2 separate regions of the Mus musculus genome follow, and region 2 is linked to region 1. Evidence: chromatin loops called from intact Hi-C (ENCODE). Cell type or tissue: heart. All regions are shown on one strand.

What was found. A loop is a pair of places that touch in the nucleus more often than their neighbours do. Peaks named below come from ENCODE experiments on the same cell type or tissue, not always from the same donor. Only the 100,000 strongest peaks of a DNase experiment are listed, where the experiment ranks them.
Region 2: a loop joins it to region 1, with 2.2 times the contacts of the local background. A loop is called at or near these places in 9 of 42 quality-filtered maps.

What each region holds. Positions count from the first base shown.
Region 1 is chr17:24,070,019-24,078,018 of GRCm38, reverse strand. Kctd5 (potassium channel tetramerisation domain containing 5) reads left to right here and starts at 4,534. Exons shown (of 6, transcript NM_027008.2): 1 at 4,534-4,842. The coding sequence starts at 4,591. It overlaps Pdpk1 (3-phosphoinositide dependent protein kinase 1), which reads left to right. Exons shown (of 14, transcript NM_011062.4): 14 at 1-4,339. In heart, no CTCF peak of the experiment used is centred here; a DNase peak (open chromatin) is centred at 4,508; H3K4me3 peaks cover 2,009 bases; H3K27ac peaks cover 1,126 bases.
Region 2 is chr17:24,133,194-24,141,193 of GRCm38, reverse strand. The region is part of intron 1 of Pdpk1 (3-phosphoinositide dependent protein kinase 1); the gene reads left to right. Among named protein-coding and RNA genes, the nearest start is that of Gm33409, 4.4 kb to the left of the region's middle. In heart, no CTCF peak of the experiment used is centred here; no DNase peak of the experiment used is centred here; H3K4me3 peaks cover 929 bases; H3K27ac peaks cover 665 bases.

The sequences.
Region 1 (8,000 bases):
CTTCTCAGCTGGTCCATTTTTACAACGATTGAAAATCTAGAAGCCTTCTCATGTTGCCTGGTCACCTACTCCATAAAGTGTGGGCCTTGCCTGGAAAGGATGTTATCACTGTCCTGCTCACAGGAACAGCCCTCTTAATCTGAGCCTGCCTATGCTGGCATTCTTTGCCAGTAATGGGACACTTCTTTTGGCATTTCTTGCAGAGTGCTTTTGAGGGACTTGGCTGTACCTCTCTTTGACTAGGATATCCCTGAAAGTTGGCCCTTGGTGTCTAGTGGAGAAAAGTAGGCATCTCCCATCTGCTCACAGTAGCACCTCAGACTCCTATGTCCCAATGGCAGCAACAATTTTGCCATTTCTATTGACTTTCACATAGGCGCCCCCAAACACACACAACAACAGAGGTTACCCTGTTCTGTCTACTCTACAGTGACTACCTGTGGGCCAGGCCATCTAAACTGAGAGGGGGAAAGATTCTACTTCAAATCTTTAACAACAAGAGTGATTCTGTTCAGCTGGGGTAGAGTGAGGATGAAAAGTCAGCCACCACTCTGTGGCAGGGTTGCTGGGTGGGAACAGGGATTTTATTTAGACTCAGCTAGATCGTGTGAGAAGAGCTTCAGGTGAGCAAGGAGCAGGACCTCACTTGCCAGTAGAACCCACAGAACAGGTATGGCCTAGGATGCTGTCAGCCTGAGAGTGAAAGTGGGCACTCATTTCTCCTGGTTTTTGAAGAGCCTGTTAAGTACACTTGGCTATTTCCTCCTTGGAGTCCTGTTCTTGCTCACGCCTTGTGGCTATTTTGCCCTCAGAGTGCCCTGTATCCTACATTTGTACATGTAAGTAAGAGTGGCTTCCTGTCTCTCAGGTGCATGCAGACACAGGGAAAGCATCTTTGAGGGCATTTAACTACAGGGGAGCAGTGGACTGAGGCTTGGCTTGAATTAGACCACAAAGCTGGCTGTATATGGGAGAGTCCTTTGTTGCTTCCTTCCCTGGAGAGCAACACTACCTCCTGGGCTTTACCAAGCACCACCCTAACCTCTAAAATCAGAGTTCAGCTGAGCTATTAGTAGTGGGTGGTCACCATGACTGCCCAAGCTACAACAGCTGATCTCTTCCCAGGTCACCTTTGTCCTTACTGCCCCCTTTTCCTTGATTTTTTTTTCCTTTAATGAACCATGTACATTCATTTCTTAACCTGGCTTAAATCACCTTCATTTTTCCAGTCATCCTTAGAGCCGTCACCCTGTGTGAAGGTGCCTTACTTTGTAGGACAGGATGTGGATGTCAGTTTGTACAACTCGTGTGTGTGTGTGTGTGTGTGTGTGTGTGTGTGTGTGTGTGTGTGTGTGTGTGTGTGAAACAGTAAATTTGGGATGTATGTAAGGAGAGAGAGAAATACCCTGTTAGTACCTCTAGAAATCATGTGTCCTAGGAATGGCAAGGATGGAAAGAAAGTTGAAGACTGTTCTCTGGCTTCTCCTACCTAGGTACAGCAGACTGTAGTACCTCACAGCCCACTTGAGCCCTGGCTTCTCTCAGCATCACAGATGAAACTTAGCTTGAATGGGTCAATTCCACCTGTTTTTCTGTGCTCCAGCTGGGCAGTGGGCTCCCCATGTAGAGCTGAGCCTCTCCACTTCAGGGTGTGGCATCATGGCTCAGATGTCATTTTGAGCTAAAACCCAGTTAGATGCAGTAAAAAACCACTTTGAGAGATGGCTTGTGTTAGGCTGAAACTGATAGAAACGTTAACTGCTGCAGCTCTCTTTGGGCCACCCTAGTGTTTGTGATTCATGCTTGAAGTAACCTTGCCGACAGTTGTGTGGCACAGACTCCCAGTACCAGCAAGGGGGCCGTAGGTAATTGTGTGCTTTCTTAAAGAAGTGTATGTTTTCTGAAAGCAAAAGAATAAAGGAAGGCCCGTCATTCAGAGACCACTGTGAACATTTGGATGTAGATGCTGTTCTCCCTAACTCTTTGTTCCAGTGCTGGGAATTGAATAGTGAGGTTCAGGATTGCTAAGCGAGTGCTCTACCACTGATGTGCATCCTTAGTCCTTGTTTGCTTTCTAAACCAAACTGGGAACACATACAACATTCATCATTTTACATCCAGCTTTTTCACTTGACTTGTTTTCTCTTAAGCATTTCTCCATGCCGTGGCCGTGAGTAGTTCTTCAAAAGCATGTTTTTGATAATTGTGGAGTCAAGTGGTTGTAAATTTATAAGTTATGCAGTTGTTTCCCTGTTGTAAAACATTCAGATGGTTTTTGGTTTCCTTTGTGTTTTGTTTTTGTTTTTGCTATTTAAATAATGCTGTGGTGAATATACTTCTAAGTCTTTGATTTTTTATTCTGATTTTGCCCCTTCCTCACACACCTGAAGTGGTATTTTGGGTATTTTTTCCTCCTCCTCGGTCTGATGTTTAGACCCTCTGAGTTCCAGTTACAAACCTACCTTCCTTGTGTCCTACGGACTTTGAACACATCAGTTCTTGCTAAGTTGTGTGTTCTCAAGAAAGTTTGACTATGGCTGCTTTTGTTTTTAATGCTAAAAATGTCATTACTGCAGATTCCTTTGTGACAGATTTTTTTTCCAAAAGCCAGTCTTTTCATTTGCATTGCAAGAATCTGCTCCTGCATGTTACTTCTTTTCCATCTTTGCTCTAAGGCTTCCAAGTGCTTGGTGATGTTTTCAGAATCTTGTACTTTGTGTCCACGATGGTACTGAATCTGCTTCTACACAGTCAGCAGAGATAAAGTGTTGAACTGACCTTGCTACATGCCTAATGGATAATTCATAATTAAGTTTATAGACTCAGAAATGCATTTGGGCCATTTGGGAATCAGTAGCAAAGCAGAATAGCAAAGCTCTTCTTGGAAAAGAAACCACACAGATGATTGAGTTTTACTAAAAGTACAGCTGTGAGTGTTCTTGCTCCACACCTCAGGTCTTGGTTCAGGACAGCACAGTGGCTAGGCTTTGTCATTGCCAAGGATGGGTATCCCCACTGATGCTTATGTAAACCTTCTTGTGCGCTGCAGTGCTGCACGGAACTGTAGTGCCCACCCAAATCAGATAGTAGCTTTATCTGTGTTGGGTGGGGCCTGCTGGTTCAATTTGGAAACATGCAGCAGAGATTTTCTGTGTTACTTGACTGTCAGAGCTTAGGGCTGGAGATGTGTAGAAATCAGTTTCCTGCCCTCCTCTGCCTCAAGGCTTCTCCCCATTGTTCTATAGACCTGGGGTGTTCATCTGAGACTTGGGAGGCCACAGCAACTCTGAATATGGTGAAGATACTCCTATACACGTTTCTATTTGTTTTAATGCAAAACCCAACATAAACTGGTGCTGATGCCAGTGGGTGTAGCACCTCGTGGGTAGAAGGTAAGACAAGGGCCCTGACATTGAACAGGGCTGGAACCACTCTCAGAACCTCTGAAGATACCTAGCTTCTGGCCTAACACTTCAGGGTTATAAGTCAGAATGTGGAAAAATGGCCTGCAATGTGAGGGAAGCTGTTTCTGTCAAAAGCACTTTTGCAGCAGTAAGCAAATGAATTAACCAATATGAATACCTGAAAATTCCCTGTAACTCATTTCTTCCATATGAAGAATCCAAACTGAACAAAAGTTTTTACAAATAGCAAAATTTTCCCTCCCCATGTAGTCCACCCTAGTTTAATCATCTGGGTTAATGACTACAAGTAGGTCATTGTGCAGGTTAAAGCCACGACCATAGTGTGATTGGACATGTGCAAATTAAAAACTGTTACAGTATTTAGAGCTGCTGCGGCTGGTCCATTAGCCACGTACAGTAGGATGAATTGCTGTCATTCAGGTTGGTGGCAGTCAGTTAGAACATGTGTAATATTCTCTACCTGTTCTGTAGCTGTAACTGTGATGTACAGGCAAAGGAAAAATTAAAAATACTTATGAAAACAGATAATGCAATGATACTGGGATATACACTTTTGTATTTTTATTCTTATATAAGGTTATTTGCTGGCTATTGTCGGCCTCTAGTTCAGTCTGTGTTATTTAAATTCTAATATATGAATTATTTGGATTGAATTCATGTTTGGGGCCACGTTGTTGTATGTATTGATGTACAGCCTTGAGTGTGAATAATTATTGTAAACTATATTTTACAACTTTTTTCCTGGCTTTATTATATAAATTTTCTATTTGGTCATGGTTTAATCATATAATTTAATGAAACAACTTTTCTTTTTTTTGTTTTTTTCAAATATCTGTGCTTTAGATGTAATTACCGGATGATGGATTTCCCTCGTATGCTCGGTAGTCTTGTAATAAAAGCATGTAGAGTGTACACTTTGTTTGCCATGGAGCCTCTTTGAGTAGGGGCGGAGCTTGAGCCGAGGATGCTCGTGAGAACCCGAGACTTGCTCCGGCCGGAAGTGGTAATCTCCGGCCTGCTTTTCGAGCCGGAACTTCCGCCTTGCACATGAGCCCTGGGCGGGCACTTTATTGGGGCGTACCTATGGGCGGGACAACTCAGGGGGGCTGTATTAAAGAACGGACGCTTCCGGCGAAGGGCCGCTGTGGCGGGGCTTGTTAGGATCATGGCGGAGAATCACTGCGAGCTGCTGCCGCCGGCTCCGAGCGGCCTCGGGGCGGGGCTGGGGGGCGGCCTGTGCCGCCGCTGCAGCGCTGGGATGGGCGCCCTGGCTCAGCGCCCCGGTGGCGTGTCCAAGTGGGTCCGGCTCAACGTCGGCGGCACCTACTTCCTCACCACCCGGCAGACGCTGTGCCGGGACCCGAAGTCTTTCCTGTACCGCTTGTGCCAGGCGGACCCCGACCTAGATTCGGACAAGGTGAGGGCCTCGCGGGTCAGCAGGGGTCTGGCCGCCCTAGTCGCCACTCGCGACACACACCTCTTCACAATGAGGGCGCCCGGCGGAGCGGGCCGGAGGGAGGATGGCACTCTGGTACCCACCTGCCTCGGCCCTTTGGTTTAACAGTGCCTCTTTCTTCTTTCATGCTCTTCGGTCGAGAAGGACCCAAGCTTTGCTGTGGCCCTACTTTCTTCTCCCCAGATTCTTTTGCCCAGGGTGTGTGACCACCACCGCCCAACTATTTGCTGGCTTTGGAACCTGAGAACCCTTTGCATTCATCTGGTCTTTTCACATTCCAGACGTCTAAATTAACGTAGGCCATGGGGGTTGACACAGTGACTACCCTTTTTCCAGTGATTTGCAGAGTTTGTGCTTTATCCTTCTCATTCATAAGGACAGGCACGGCATCTCTTAGAAGGTACCACCTGAGTAGAAATGTTCAAAGGTGTCAGTTTAATTCTAATAAATGAATTATTTGTATTGAATTCATGTTCGGGGCCAGGTGTCAAAAAATCTTAGGGTTGTGAAAGAGACCAGGTAGAGAATCTTTTTCCATCTCCTTTTCAGACTTCATTTCCCCACCGCCTTTGAAAAGGGTAGGGATTTCCAGCTTAGTTTGTGGTTTGTCTATCTTTAATTTAATTAAACGCTAATACTGTTAATACCTGTGGTAATAGAAAGTATTTCAATTATTATCATTACAAAAGTTGTGTGTCGTACTGCATACTGAAAAATTAGTATTGTGCAGGATTGAAACTTAGGAACAAATCGTTCACTCCCCTTTCCCCCTAGGCAGTTTATTAGCCTTGTACTAACTGAGTTTTCTGGTTCAGCCTACATGATGGTGCTTGATTTTGTGCCTTGCCAGCCTGAAAGTGACTACTCAGGAGGTTTTCCAGAAAGATCGAGCCCATTGCACTTTAAACGGCCTAACAGAGCACCTTCTCAGTGAGGGAGGCCTGGCATTATGACCAGGAAATGAACTCTTGAGTTACTGCAAAATAATCAAGAAGTTAGAGTTTGAGATACTACTATGGTAGTTCTTCATATCCTTCCTCCCAGCTGTTACCATTACTGAGTTGACCAAATCTCTTCACTCTTAGAGGATTGCCTTCTAGAAAATGGCAGAAGTCTGACAGATAGAAATAGGCTTTTGTCAGTGCTGTTTCCTTTTTATAGTGAGGGTGTGTACTTTACGATTGGTTTTTCAAACAGTAGGCATTTATAGTCATTCTTGTTTTTCTACCCAAGCATCCCTGTCTTGTGTATTAAGTCAGATTTTAAGTCAGCCTTGGCCCTTGGCTTCTGGTGTCTTTTTGCTTACTTAGCACTGGAACAAGGTATATAGGGCTGTTTGACTTCAGCATAGTTAAAGTCAAATATATCTCTTCATTTTACTATCTTTTAAGATTACTTTATAAATTATCTTTATTGTGCTGATGAGATGGCACCTGCTGCCAACCAAACCTGAAAACTTGAGTCTCTAGGATCCACAAGGTGGAAGGAAAAAACTGACTCTTAAAAGTTAAACTCTGAGTTCAAGCACTTTGGGAGGCAGAGGCATGACGATATATAAGTTTGAGGCCAGCCTGGTCTACAGAGCGAGTTTCAAGACAGCCAGGTTTACACAGAGAAACGCTGACTCAAAACACAAACAAACAAACAAAACAAAACAGCTGGAGAGCAGCTCAGTGGATGAAAGTACCGGCTGCTCTTCCAGAGACCCAGGGTTCAATATTCAACACCCACATGAAGCAGCTCACCACTCTCTGTAACTCCAGTTTCAAGGGATCTAGCACCCATATAGACATAGGCAAGCAAAACACTAATGCACATAAAATAAAATGAGTCATTAAAATTTCATATACAAAAAAGCCTGGTGTGGTGGTGCACGTCTTTAATCCCAGCACTCAGGAGGCAAAGACAGATGGATCTCTGTGAGTTCCAGGCCAGCCTGGTCTACAGAGTGAGTTCCCACACACAGAGAAACCCTGTCTCAAAAACAAAACAAACAAAAAATTAAAAATAAAGTTGTACACTGACTTCTCAGTACTATTATGGTACTTGTGTGCCCACACACGTAAATAAATGTGTGTGTTTGCCTGTGTGTGTGTGTGTGTCTGTGTGTATGTGTGCGTTTCCTTTATTGCAGTGGAAGATTATCAGAATATATTTTAGTTGTTTTTTCTTTTTAAAGTTTATTATTTAGGAAGTAGAGAGTTGGCCCAGTGGTTAAGAACACTTGCCGCTCTTACAGAGGACCCGGGTTGGATTCCCAGACATTCTCTAAGTGACTTATAACCATCTGTAACTCCAGTTCTAGGGAGTCTGACACTCTCCTTTGACCCCTTTGCACCAGGCATGCGCATCTGAAACACTCATACACATAATGTAAAATAAATCTAAATTTTATTTAAGTAACATTTGATTTCTGAGTTATAAAGCCACAATTCAGATCATAAAAATAAAATAACCCTCAGGCATAATGGAAAGCACCTGCGAGCCCAGCATTTTGGGAGGGAGAAGCAGAAGGATTGGGAGTTTGAGGCTAGTCTAGGCTGCATGTCTCCAGAAAAATACAGTAAGTACAGTCTTGGTCCCAGGGTTGAGAGTGTTTTAGTTGCAGGTTGCTAGAGTAGTTCTAATTCATATTAGCTGTGTTACTGGTGTTACTATAGTGTTCAAATATGAAAATCTATAAATGTTCTGTGTTTGCATTGTGCCCACGCCCCCAACCAGGTTCTGATGAAAGAGTGTCCCAAGCGATTCCACCTTGATAATTAAATCCTAAAGAGGTTAGAAGGGAAGGGGTGGTAACAGGGAAGGGGCCATTAATTACATGATGGAAGATAAACAGGATGTTGATTCACGTGGAAAGCTCTCAAAGCTCTGACCTCATAGTTAAGGTCAAGGAAAGGATACCTGACAAACACTCCTTAGAGTTGAACTTTAACAGGGACCTGGTGGGAGAGTCTTTCTGGCATTTGATTGATGTTTATTGAGTGCTTACCTTTGTAGAATGTGATGCCAAGATGGGTGAGATTTAAGGGAAGAAGTTCCCAAAGGAACTTTGTGGGTTTCATGAGGATGGAAGAGCACCAGAGGCAGACTGTTGTCTGGGTTAGGCCAAGAGTTAC
Region 2 (8,000 bases), 63 kb before region 1:
GGGAGGCCGGGAGGTGTCACCCGGTCGGGCGGGGTGGAAGTGCCTGGAAAGTTTGTTTTCGGCTCTGTGCAGCCTGGAGCCGAGCCTCTGGGCTTACCTTGAGGTCCTGCCCGAGGAGGAGCATTCTCCATCCTTTACCTGGAGGAGGTTCCTGGGAAGCAGGAGATGTGAGTTCCTGCTTGTAGCACCTGATGCTGGAGGCTCCTTTCCAGATTCTTGGTCAGCGGGGCATTTCGGTCCTCCTCTTGCCTGCAGTTCTACGCTCAGTGAGGTGGGAAGCCCTGGGAGGCCGGGCTTAGAGGCCCCAGCGAGGGCAGCCTAAGTTTGACAGGGAGGAGGGGTTGGGGGGGGCGGGCGGAAGGACGAGGACGACAAAACCAACCACTTGTTGGGTGAAATGTTTGTTTTCTCTGTGTTGTTAAATAAGTATCCATAGTTGTATTTTCTGGTAAGTTTTAGAGTTCTTAGATCAGCGTGTCTGCCTTGTATGAGATATGAAGTGGCTGATGAGAAGATGTCAGACGCCGAGCAAGATTTGGTTCAAAAGGCAAACCTCCTTGGGCTAGGGCTGTGGTTCAGTGGTAATCTGCTTGCTTCACATGTTCAGGGCTCTTGGGTTCGATCCTCACTCCAGCTTTCAGGGAGTGGGGCGGGATGGGAAGAGGGTTGTTGGTCTCTTTATTCGAGGGGACTGAAGAAACTCACTTGGTTCAGTATGGTCTAGGATGTGTCTGTGGTAGTGGTTTTTGGAGGGTCATGAGCCCCTTTAAGAATCAAAGTATGGGCTCCTTTTGAGAAGCATACACAGTTGCACGGAATTTTGTTGCTACCAGAGGCTCAAGAGCCTTCTGCATCTCATCCATGGACTTGAAGTTATAACCCTCTACTGTGAGATGGATGGTAATTAATCCAAATTCTAAAAGGAGGAGGACCTATCCAGCTGAGAAAAATGGTGAAAGGCAAAAAAGGGTGTTGCAACACTTGTGTCTTTACCCCGGGGTGCTTGGGCTAGCACGCAAAAACATGAATCGTGGAAGTCAGAGTGACAGTACTTTGGATATTTATGAAGTGAACTTTGACACAGAGATGCTTTTGCAATGTGTAAGGTGTGTATCTGATGGTGTCTATGGGAAGAGGAAAAGTGTGTTTTCTCACTTTGTCTTGACACTTCCGTGGTAGGCATTTGATATCTACAATTTTCTTCTCATCAGACAGCTTTTTCAGTGTTAAGAGCACTGGAGCCTAGTGAGCAGAAGAAATTACAGAATAAACACAATAGACTTCTCTGTAAGAAAATGAGAAGAAGTAGGCCGTGCATCTTGTCATATATGCACATGTGAGAATATGCTTTGCTTCCTTCCTGTTAGGAAAGGCAGAGATGGTTCCATTGATGGATTTTTTTTTTTGGTCTGAGAACCGGAGATTTGCATAGTTAAAGTGTATTTGCATTTGAACTTTAACCTGGCTTGCTACACTGTCTCAATTAATTTTCCTCAAAGCCTTTCCCCTTTTCCCTTGTAATGCCAATAGTATGGCCTGAGGCTGTGGAAATAGGCCTAGCTCAGTCTGCAGTTTAGGTGGGCCAGAGCTTTTAAGTACCATTTATTGAGCTCTTCAAGGCAGGTATTTAGATGTGTACTTCATTCGTATTGTGTTGTGAGGTGGATATTGTTCCCATTTAACAGGTGAGGAAACTAAAGTAAGAGAGGTCAAGGACATGACTCATAAATAACAGACTGGGTTTTGGCGGAGAACCTAGTGTCACTCTGTCACGTGAGGATCTATCTCCCAAGAGAGAATCTGTGGGCAGCTTAGCCAAGCACCTGGTGTGAGGAAGTCCTCAGTGCCACTACCCAGGATGTCTTCTGGAGTTTGAGCTTCCTAAGCATGTTAACTGTGCCTTGTTGGAGGAGGAGGGACAGTATATTTCTGTGGGCAGATGACCACATTCTTTGACCCCGGGGCCCATTTTCAGTGTCTCCTTTCAGAAAACACCTGCTTGGAAGAAGCTGTGTGTAGTTTTCCCTCACTGAGGGCTGGTGCTCTGCTGGGATGAGGCTTGGACCCCTGCTCCTTTGGAAAAGAGATGTGGTTTAGTCAGAGGGAGAAATGGGAAATTGAGGAAAACTTAAGGTGCTTTAGATTTTTCAAGGGTCCTCCATCTGTCAGGGAAAGTTGAAAAGCATGCAAAAATTCAAATTATCAAGATTTTTTTAAAGATAAGGATCTCATATAGCCTCTGAATAACTTGAAACTTGCTTTGTGGACCAAGTTGGCCTTGAACTCACAGAGATCTACCTGCCTGTTTACCTAACTGCCATCTTCTAGCCTCCAAAGACACTGCACACAAGACAAAGTAAGAAAACACACTTTTCCTCTTCCCATAGACACCATCAAATACACACCTTACACATTGCAAAAGCATCTCTGGAAGAGCAGTCAGTGCTCCTAACCACCCCCAACAGTACCTTTGTAAGACTTACTTTTGAGCTGGGACATGGTAGTACATTCCTTTTATTCCCTCTGCCAAGAGGCAGAGGTAGGCAGGTCTCTGAGTTCGAGGCTAGCCTGATCTACAGAGTGAGTGCAAGAATAGCCAGGGCAACACAGATACACAGAGAAACTGTGTTTTAAAAAATTATATGTGTGTGTGTGTGTGCATCTTATGTGTGCAGTGTCTTTGGAGGCTAGAAGATGGCATTAGGTCCTCTGGAACTGTAGTTATAGATGGCAGTTAGCTACTCTGTGAGTTCTGGGAACCTGTCCCCTGCAGAGCTGTCTCTTCAGCCTGCCATGCTACATTTCTTGAGTTAGCTCTTATGTCTGTCATAGAATAGTATGTATTTCCATCTCCAGTAAGGCAAGGGAGGACCCCATAAGAGATGGAAGTGAGGGATTGCTTTATGCTTCTTTTTGAAAAAAAAATTATATATTTACTTGTATGTGTATATTTTTCTGTGAGTAAGTCCCATGTGTGCATAGGTACCTCAAAGACCAGGAGAGGGTCTCTGATCCCTTGGAGTTTGAGGTACAGGTGGTTATCAAGCCACCTGATATATAGGTTCCAGGAACCAAATTTGAGTTTCAAGCAAAAGCAGGAAGTGCTCTTAATATCTGAGTACTTTTTATTTTATTTTTTAAAAAAGATTTGTTTCTTTTTATGTTCATTGATGTTTTGCCTGCATGTATGTCTGTGTGAGGGCACCAGAACCTCTGGATCTAGAATTACAGTTGTGTGCTGCCATGTGAGTGCTGGGAATTGAACCTGGGTCCTCTGGAAGAGCAGCCACTGCTCTTAACCACTGAGCCATTTTTCCAGCCAATGTCTGAGTACTTTTGAAAGAATATTTTTGATATGAATCTTATGAAAAGGAAAGTGTCTTAGCTAGCAGCTGTCTGCAGTGATATAGGGCTGAAGGCAGGCTAGTCTTAGCCTCTAGGCTGCTTTCAGTACAGATTTGGGGAAGAAGAACAGGTGGCTCCTGGGGACATGTGTTTCCATTTTCAGCCTGTTCTCATCTTCTGAGCCACTTGAGCTGGAGTTAAGGTGCTCCCAGGCAACTGATTGATGCTGGGAGGAGCTGGAGATGAGGCTCTCTGAGGTGATGTTTGGAGAGTGGCCCTCAGCGTGTGCTTTCCTCTTCCCAAGTACTGTCTTCTGTGGAGTGCACAGGGAGTCCCATGTGAGTTTTCAGTTCTTTGAGGAGAGCAAGTCATTGCAGAGGAACACAGTGGTGCAGAAATGACTCCCTCAGCAGGTGCAAATGTGTTGTAGGCCTGTCTGTGGGATGACAGGTGGCAATGGGGTATGCAGTGCAGTTGTTTTGAAGGCAGGTTCAAAGGGCAATACAATGGGGGAGAAAGTGTTGTGTGGAAACTGTAAGTTTGGGACACATAAGGGTCAGATTTTCTCAGTCATGCATTCTTCTGTGACTGGATCACATCGTTCACTTGTTTGGTATGATGCCAGACCTTTTTGGAGTTACTTGAATGTTGTGAGCAGGTTGTATGTTCAGTCTCTAGCTATTAGATCAAAGGCAGTGAATTTTTTTTTTTTTTTTTTAGTGTAGGGATGTGTTTTCTCTGTGATGTAAAAGTGCTGTTTGGAATTGTGATGGGTGGTAGGTCCTGCTTTGGTACACTGGTTGCTCTTCAGAGGACCTGTGTTAGATTTCCAGGACCTACATGGCAACTTACAACCGCCTGGGGGTCCAAAGCCCTGTTTTGGCCTCCTTGGGCACCAAGTACATAGACAGACTTACATGTTGGCAAAACACCCATACACATAAAAAACATTTTTTAATCCCAAGAAAGAAAAAGAAAAGTATTTAAGTCAGGTTGGAAGGCTAAGGCAGGAGAATCACTGAACTCACACATTTGAGGAAAGCCTGGACAAGATAATCAGAGAGCCTGTCTTTTAAGAAACAAAAAAGAACAATTCATTATAAAGGACTGGGTTATAAAATAGTATCTATTGAGAAAGGGTCTCACTGTGTAGCCCTGGCTGTTCTGGAACTCACTGTATAAATCAGGCTGGCCTAGAACTCACAGAAATCTGCCTGTCTTTGCTTCCTGAGTGTTGAAATTTAAAGGTGTACAGCACCACTGGGAAGGATTGATTGCTTATCAACCCTTATCAATCCTTATTGATTGCTTATTGATTGTCTGATTCAGGATTGTGATTTTAGGTGGCTGGATTATATAGAGAGTACAAAAGCTAGAACAGCAAGTACTAAAGGTTCATTGCTTACTGCTGAACATGAATGCATGATTTCTGCCTGTAGTTTGTCAGGGGGCCAGATGATGGTAGGCACATTGTTCTTGGGTGGTCTGGTGAGTTCCCGAATTTCACTGACAGATCAGTCCTCCTGCCTTTGCACTAGTCTGTCTTATCCTGAGGGGAGTTGTATGTACAGACCTTGCTGGAAGGTCTATTTAGAGGCTAAGGATGTTCCTTTTGAGGTGTGTGTCTTGTGTATGCTTGGGGGAATCACAGCTGGTTTTTCCACTCAGGGGCCTCATGGTCTCATCAGACTTTGGTCGAAATGACTTCCACCAGAGACATAGCTTTTATAGTGAGATTGTGGTTAAAGCTCCATTCTTTAGCTATTTTTTTCTCTCTCTCTCTCTCTCTTTTTTTTTTTTTTTTTTTTTTGGTTTGGTTTTTCGAGACAGGGTTTCTCTGTGTAGCCTTGGCTGTCCTGGAACTCACTCTGTAGACCAGGCTGGCCTCGAACTCAGAACTCCGCCTGCCTCTGCCTCCCAAGTGCTGGGATTAAAGGCGTGCGCCACCATGCCCAGCTTATTTTTCTTTTTTAAAACTTGAGTTGTAGCTTTAAGTGGCTGTATATGCTATCAGAGAAGGTTGGTAAGATTTTCAGAAAATTTCCTCAGAGTCTTAACCAAGAGCTTTGACCTGAGGTAGAAATGTGAGAAGGGGCTTGGGCTAATTTTTCAGTTTTTCCTTAGTGTTTTTGGGGAGACCTAAACTGGGCATGAGGGACAGACCTACCGTGGCTATTTATCTTCTGGACCTAGCTATGGAGCTTTAGTCCTAGGAATTGCACTTGTGTACTTTTCTCTGCACTGGAGGGAGACTGTTTCAATCAGGGTTGTTGTTCTTTTTGGTTTTTTGAGACAGGGTTTCTCTGTGTAGCCCTGGCTGTCCTGGAACTCACTCTGTAGACCAGGCTGGTCTCAAACTCAGAAATCTGCCTGCCTCTGCCTCCCAAGTGCTGGGATTAAAGGCGTGCGCCATTATGCCCCGCTTGGTGGTGGTTGTTGTTTGCTTGTTACCATTACATGTGACTGCCCACTAGCTGCCTTCTTCGTTTTCTTTCTGTCCTTTCCTTCTGGCTTCTCCCTTGCCTCACTCCAAGGACCTGCTGGTTGTATCTCCAAGTACCAACCGCTTGTGCCCCCTCCTCTTCCCTCCTGCTTTTTTTTACTTTGTTTCTCCCAACACAGACACTGACAGACAGACAGGCAGGCAGACACAGACAGACGGATGCATGCACAGATGCACGAATGCACGCCTATGTCCAGGCAAATGTCCATGATGTTTGGGGCTGCCAGGTTCTCAGTGGCCTCTTGTCTTTCCCATGTTCTTTCTCTTTGCCTGAAGAAATTCTCCTCTGTGGAAGGCCCCTCACACACATTTCCCATGGCTGTAAAGCCTTGTCTGGTTAGTATGTTTCATGGTGGCTGCCCTTTCCCCAGGCCTTGGTTCTATACCATTTGTTCTGTGTTCCATGTCTGTGTCTTTAAGGTAAACTCTCTTGTAGCCTTGATTTTTAGAGCCAACAGCCTCTAGGTGACCCCTGTAACTCTTTTCTCACTCTGCCCTCTTGGTTCTTATACCTAGGCGGGTGTTCTTTGGTATCGATAGACACAGTTCTGCTCCTCAGTCCCCATCTATTATTTGTTTGTTTGTATTTATTTATTTTTAGGCAGGGTTCTCTGTGTAGGCCTGGCTATCCTGGAACTAGCTGTGTAGACCAGGCTAGCCTCATACTCAGAGATCTGACTGCTCTGCCTCCAGAGTTCTGGGACTAAACACCTGTATCACTGCTGCCCAGCTTCCCATCCCTTTCAAGACAGGATCTTGATATGTCTCTTAGGCTAACCTAGAGCTTTAGATCCTCATCCTCCTGCCTTAGCTTTCCCAGTGCTTGTATTCTGGTCTGTACCACCACCTCTTGTTTACTGTCTCTTTCTGTCTCTGTTGGTGTTTGTGTGCCAGAATTAAACTCCTAGTATTTTTTTTCCCCTAGGGTCACCCACCCTTGTGCTTTGAGACTCACAGGGACAAGGGCTCTCATCAATTAGGCTAGACTGGCTGGCAGCTAGCCCCTGGATCTACTTGTCTCTACTTCCTGAGTGCTGAGATAACTACAGATTCACCACCACACCCAACTTTTTATGTGGGTTCTGGGAATTGAATTTAGGTCCTTTGCATGACAAGCACTTTAGTGATTGATTCATCCATGCAGCCAGTCTCCTTTTCTCCTTTCCATCCTCCTCCCTTTTCTTCTCTTTTCCCCTCCCCTCACTCTTCCATTTTTTGTATCTCTGTCTCTCTTTGTCTGTGTGTGTGTGTATTTACATTTGTATGTGCATATGTGCCTGTACATTATCTTCTTCTATTTTATTTTGTGTGTGTGGTATATGCTTGAGAGTGCATGAGTGTATGTGTAGGACAGAGATCAATTTAGGATGTCTTCCTCCATTGCTCTCCACCCAGTTTTTTGAGGTCAGGTCTCCCAGTGAACCTAGAGCTCACTGTTTTGGCTAGACTGACTGGCAAGTGCTGAGATTATAGGTATGCACTGCAATGCCTGGCTTTTTACTTGGTTGCCAGGTATCTGAACTTAGGCCCTTATGCTTGGTTAGCAGCATCCTATCCACTGAGCTATCTCTTGGGAGCTCTACCTTATTTTTGAGACAGGGTCTTTTCACTGAACCTGAAGCTATCCAGTTTTCAGCAAGACTGGCTGACATACTGTCACACCTCACATTTTACATAGGTTCTGGGAATCTGAACTCAGTACTTTACCAATTTAGGCAATATGCTCAACACATCCCCTCTGTGTTATTCCTTTCTTTTCTTTTCCTCCCTTTCTGTCTGTCTGTCTGCCTGCCTGTCTGTCTGCCTATCTGTCTTTGGACACACCATAGCAAGTTTGAAGACAGACAGGTACTATCTGATGCCAACTATTGGTATATATGTCCTTATGGTCAGAATGGAATTATAGGTCTTAGGGAGAAGAATAATGGGGGGGGGGTCAGTATCATTTTCATCATGTTACATCAAGGGTGCATGCTATCAAAGTGTATTGCTGCCCAAAGATAGTGGCACCTTTAATCCCAGCACTCAGGAGGCAGAGGCAGGTGGATCTCAATGAGTTCAAGGCCAGCCCGGTCTACAGAGCAAGTTCCAGAACAGCCAGGACTACACAGAAAAGCCTTCTCAGAAAGCAAAATAAGGGGCTGGAGAGATG